Linked DNA regions of Homo sapiens: region 1 is linked to region 2. A link is an interaction called in ENCODE POLR2A ChIA-PET data of the cell type or tissue named here. Cell type or tissue: Caco-2. All regions are shown on one strand. Each heading gives the region's core, and the rest is flanking DNA. Links, peaks and the distances in the headings are about the cores only.

The links. ChIA-PET counts read pairs that join two places held together with the same protein. Peaks named below come from ENCODE experiments on the same cell type or tissue, not always from the same donor. Only the 100,000 strongest peaks of a DNase experiment are listed, where the experiment ranks them.
Region 1: POLR2A ChIA-PET joins it to region 2 with 5 read pairs; 6 of 35 experiments call an interaction of 5 or more read pairs at or near these places.

The regions. Positions count from the first base shown.
Region 1 is chr5:173,027,772-173,030,586 of GRCh38, reverse strand. All of the region lies in intron 3 of ATP6V0E1 (ATPase H+ transporting V0 subunit e1), which reads right to left. Among named protein-coding and RNA genes, the nearest start is that of SNORA74B, 8.5 kb to the right of the region's middle. In Caco-2, for the core only: no CTCF peak of the experiment used is centred there; no DNase peak of the experiment used is centred there.
Region 2 is chr5:172,763,928-172,766,742 of GRCh38, reverse strand. No RefSeq gene overlaps it. Among named protein-coding and RNA genes, the nearest start is that of DUSP1, 5.9 kb to the left of the region's middle. RefSeq lists an enhancer at 1,110-1,329. In Caco-2, for the core only: no CTCF peak of the experiment used is centred there; a DNase peak (open chromatin) is centred at 1,242; H3K4me3 peaks cover 1,128 bases.

The DNA.
Region 1 (2,815 bases), core at 256-2,755, 260 kb before region 2:
TTCCTGTAATCCCAGCTACTCGGGAGGCTGAGGCACGAGAATCACTTGAACCCAGGAGGCGGAGTTTGCAGTAAGCCAAGATCATGCCACTGTACTCCAGCCTGGGCAACAGAGTGAGACTCTGTTTCAAAAAAAAAAAAAAAAACAAAAAACTGACAATGAAGATAACATAAAAATATTAAGTCTAGAACCAAGAAATCTGTTCGGGGAAAAGTAAGTGAATATTCTTCTTAAACGATATATTAGGCTTAATTTTTATCTGTTTAAAAATTTTAGATAAATTTGCAAAATAATTCCTTCTTTACTATGATATGTAAGGCTATATATTGTAGGAGATTAAATACAAGGAGTTAAGCATGTATTTAACAATTCAAGGCAATGTACCAAATGAATGGCAAAAACTGGAGAGCTAAATATGTTCAGAAAGAAAAGAAATCACTTTGAAACAAAGTAGCCAAGGAAGGAAGTGCTAGGATTTGCCAGCTGGGCACTGAAAGAGAAAGCATCAGAAAGAATTAAGAGAGAATGGGTGAACTGAGGCAAGAAAGCAGAAGGAATTTTCACGGGAGAGTGTATTTACTAAGTTGTTTTCTAAATTAATGAATGTAATAGGGTAGTGAGAGTCAGGAAAAACCAAGTAAAGCTAATGAGGTCAAGAACAAGGGCCCACACCACTAGGGCCTGGAGGGGAAAGTAGTGAGAAGGAAGGCAGACTGGGGAGGGAAGGCCTTGACAGTCAAGTCAGAGCTGGACATGACCTGCAGGTTAGCCGTTCTTATCTGTTGTGGCTCATGGGACCGCTGGTGACCCGGCAAAAGTTGTGTGCTTATAACATTTTATATCGCATTTCAAGGGGCATGTACTCTCTACAATCAGAGACCTTAGGTTAAACAAAACAAAACAGAAAAGCAAAACAAAACAAAACAAAAAATCCTGCTGCAGGCCCCAGAGAACTACTGACAGTTTCTGAGGCAAGCTGATCTATTTCAGGAAGTGCTACACCAGGAAGATAAACAGGGTGGTATTCTGTAGATAGATGACGGTAGAGCCAGGGAGACCAGATGAGGAGCACCTGCCATAATTCAGAGCTGTAGTAAGTTGGGGCAGAAATCAGGGTGCCTGAAGGAGGAATGGAAAGGAAAGGCGGACACAAGAGACATAATGAGAGCAAATGGATTTGAGGAAGAGGAGAAAAAAGTGACGCGACAGGTTCTGACCCTGACAAGGAAAACTATGATATTGGGAACTGAAATGGAGACATGGCTGAACCTGAAATGGCAGCAGAATACCCAGCCAGAGTACTCGGAGTAAAAGATTTACTTTTTAACCACACGACACCTTGCACTATTGAACTTCTCCCAAGTATGGCTTAATTCAACACCCCAACAGATCACAAACCCCTTTGGAGCCCAGTCTTCCCCTACTTCAGTACTATACACCTCACAAGCACTCAAGTATTTTAGGAATGCATAGAAAAACAGCTCCCACAGGGCAGAGGCCTAATTATCAATATCCTCTATTTCTTTCCTGGCCCGGACTTTATAATAAAACAGCATTTCTATGCCTTCAGACTGTGGTCAACCATATCAGATCATCTACCAGGCAACAATGCCTTGCTAAACCAAGTAACTTCCAGGATGCTGGATCTGAAGCCGAAGCCACCCCTCCAAGGAGATTCCATGGTAGCAGCACACCCCACAAGGCTGTAGGAAAGTGAACATCAACAAAAACAGCAACCTTGACATTAGAGTCCCACATACATCTTAGGAAGTCACACTCAGGAATCTAAGGGAAGCAGACGAGGCTGGCAAAGCCAAGGATGGAGTGAGCACTGCTCTTAGGAGTACTGGACACGTTTATTTGCAGCCAATAAACATAACGTGCTGTAACTCAGCCTCTCATCAGGCTGTGGTTCGGTTCTTCAATTCAGGAAAGAAATCATGACAGTTACCTTGATTAAAGCAGCAAAAGATCGGCTATGTATTTAACGGTGTGTTCTTTGGATTGATTCCATTTCATCTATATAAAATTATTCTAAAGCTTTCATAACTGGTCCTCATTTTTCTCTGTTGAATACCATGTCTGGCTTACACCTACTTTCCAAATCTGGCCTCTTAAAAGGAATCATGTACTAAACCAAACATTTTTCCTTATCAGGTGAGGTCAGACCCAAATCTACCTTCTAAACTCCTTTATCATCTCACCATTAGGTAAAAGTTCAAAATTCAAAAGGTTAAACAAAACTCAATCCTTTGACTTTACCATCCAAAAAGTGAAGTCAGCCTGTCTTAAGTCTGTCTGTTCTAACGCTAGGCAGAGATTAGATCTCTTGATGTGTTAACTCCAAAGTCTTAGGTTACGATACCACTATAATTCTGTTAAATGCAGAATAGGCATGACACGATGTTCATAATTAGGGATCGCCCGGCTTGCCCTCCTACTTCCTGGCATTTTGCTTTTAAAAGAACCAACTTTAGTATAAGGGTTTCAAGGAGCCCGAGTGTGTGCTGTGGACCAGAGTGAAAACATGAGGAATCTGTCAATCCGGTTGACAGAGACATAAGAGTGAAAAGAATAAGCAGATAAAATGTCTTCAGATCCACCCACCCAGTGTTATTTAGTGTCAAAGGGCCCAATTCTCTCATTATCATGGAAGGAAATGAAACTCAGAGAAGTTAAGTGAAAAGCAATGCTGGAACTAGAACCAACTGAGGCCTGAAGTTCTCAGCTTTGAACCCCAATCAACAGCCTTACCTAACACTCACTACAGTTGAAATAAAGAGTAGAAAACAGAACTTGATGAAAAAGGCAGGTT
Region 2 (2,815 bases), core at 38-2,537:
AGGTCTTTACGCAGAATCAGTGTCCTTGACTTTGCCCCTGTGGCTCACTGTCTGCCACTTGACTCCCAGGGTCTGAAAGATCCCTGTGTTCTAAGTTCTAAGAACTTACCCTGGGCTGGCAAGCTCATTTCCTCAGCTGGGTTTCCGATTACAAGTATGTTCATGCCTATCAAAACAAATCGTACCCAGTGTTTTTATCAAAGCCTAGAAATTTACTATTGTAAATATCTCTCTCCGTGGAAATGTACCAGCGACATCGAGTCTGTGACAGATGCCATGGCTGACTTCCCCGTGGGCTAGGGCCTTCGCTTTCTGCTTGGCAGGCACTGGCTGAACCAAAATTAATCTCCAGTGTGATCCACGCAGTGGAAAAATACAGCGGCTGCCTAAGGGAGCCGCCAGTGAAAACAAGTCACTCACTTCTCCCGGCTCAAGCCACTCTGCCTCATGCCAGCCCTGAGAGCCAGGAATGATGACCCCTGATCCCCATGTACCGGAGTCACTGTGTTCAGACCCTCCAGAAAAATCTCATATTTGGCCTCAGACTGCTTTCCTTGGGAAAAAATTAATACCTCGTGATGAAAGATACTTAAAGTCTATTAATGTGTTTCCCAGGAAGAGATTGAAATAAGACTTTTAATACTGATAATGTGGCAATGATGGTTGCCAGTTTTAGAGTGAGCACTGTGTGCCAGGTACTGCTAAGGTTAAGTAACCTTTGACAGCAATACCCATTTTACAGAGGACAAAACTGAGGCTCACTTGTGAGAAAGACATGGGCTGATGAATGTAAAGTGCCTGGCACACAGTGGGCCGTGGAGAAATGTTTCCATCCCCTTGTCTCTGTCCTAATGGCTTCTGGCAGTTCTTCTGGCTCAGTTTTCCCACCCCGTAAAATGACCAATTTGCACTGGATCTGAGTACTGTTCTTCCCATCTCTCTAATTCTGGGATGTAGAAAATGCATCAATGCATACATTATGCTTTTCTGTGGTTTCCAGGCACCCATTATTTCATTATAATACCTCTAACACTCCCCCTCCCCCACCTCCACCGCATCCTCTCCTTGGAATTTTGCAAATCGTAGCTAATTTGCTTTGGACTTGCAGCCTCTGGCGTCCCTTTCCCTCCCTCCCCTGGCCCGTCAGAGGATGACATCATTGTGTGTACACCTTTAAGATTATATAAATCTGTGATCCTACAGTGGCCTCCATCCCCATGGTAACGCGGAGGAGTTTCCCTTTTGTGAGGAAAGCTGTCATGTCACTTCCTGCTGCTGACAAATCAGTTTAGGAGATTAAAATAAAGGGGGGCGGGGTGCCTCTGAGAAGTGCTGGCTGCCGTGGTTTCTGGTTGCCATACACAGAGGCAAACAATGCCGCTGCGGCCCCTCCCCGCGCCCGCCGGGTGGATCCAGGTCAACCCGGGCTGTTTTTCTCTGCAGGTTGCTTTCTGGAGAGCAGGTGGGAGGGCTGCTCACCTCGTTTCCAGAGCTCTGCGGGGTGAGCCTGTTTGAGAACAGCCTGTAGGTGCAGACCAGCAGCCCTGCTCCCCTCTGCCCACCGAGGAGGTGTCTTCCACCCCGTGGAGAACAAAGGGTGTGCTCTCTGCTAGCGCCACAGTGGACAAAACTGCTCTGCCAAGGAAGATAAGCTCATAGCCACCTTTTCCTTGAATGTGGCTTTTAAAGCTAGGCAGGAGGCCCACGCATTCATTCACTCATTCGTTCATTCATTCATTCATTCATGTGTTCAACAAATATTGATAAGTATAGTCTCAGGGGATACTTTGGTGCAAGACAAAATTCCTACTTATAAGTAGCTAAAATTACTTTTGCTATTTTCGCTAAACAGCAAAAGTAATTTTACTTTGTCACTTGCCGTCTCATGGCACTATATATGGGTGGGTTATAGAAATAAGATAATCACAAAATAAGATAAGGATGAAGGCTATGAAGGCAGGATAAACTAAGACCTGAATGATATAACCCAGTTGCCCATTTGAGAGGTGAACTGGAAAGAGGGCTCCAAGGCCAGGAGAGCAGCAAAGACCTGATGTTTGAGAGGTATGTTTGTGGACCAGTGGATACAGCGTGTGAATTGGAGTTGGCTAGACCTGCGTTCAAGTCCTGACTCTGCCACCTGTTAGTGGTGTGTAAGCTATCAAACTCTTTTTTTTTTTTTTTTTTGAGATGGACGCTTGCTCTGCCGCTAGGCTGGAGTGCAGTGGCGCAATCTCAGCTCACTGCAACCTCCGACTCCCTGGTTCAAGCGATTCTCCTGACTCAGCCTCCTGAGTAGCTGGGATTACAGGCACGCACCACCACGCCCAGCTAATTTTTGTATTTTTAGTAGAGACAGGGTTTCACCAGGTTGGCCAGGATGGTCTCGATCTCCTGACCTTGTGATCCACCCGCCTGGGCCTCCTAAAGTACTAGGATTACAGGCATGAGCCACGGCGCCCGGCCTGCTATCAAACTCTTTAACCTCTGTTTTCCCAATCTGTAATACGGCCCAGTAATATTCTCTTGTGACTCAGCTGCTCCCTATTCTGTCCCTCAAGCATGAGCGCCCCTCCGGAGTGGCTCTGGAGCGCTCCGGAGGGGCGCTCGTGCTTGAGCGCCCACAAAAGTGGGCTGCCTCACCAAAGTGACACCCTGGGCGCGCATCAGACAACGCTTTACTCTAGGCCATCAGAGCTTTGGAGCAGTGGCCTCTGTTCTAAGCCCATCTAGCCCTGCTCCACTAACCTGGGGCAAGCTGCTTCCCCTTTCGGGGCCTCGTACCCTCATGTGTAAGAAGAACCTGCGGTGAACC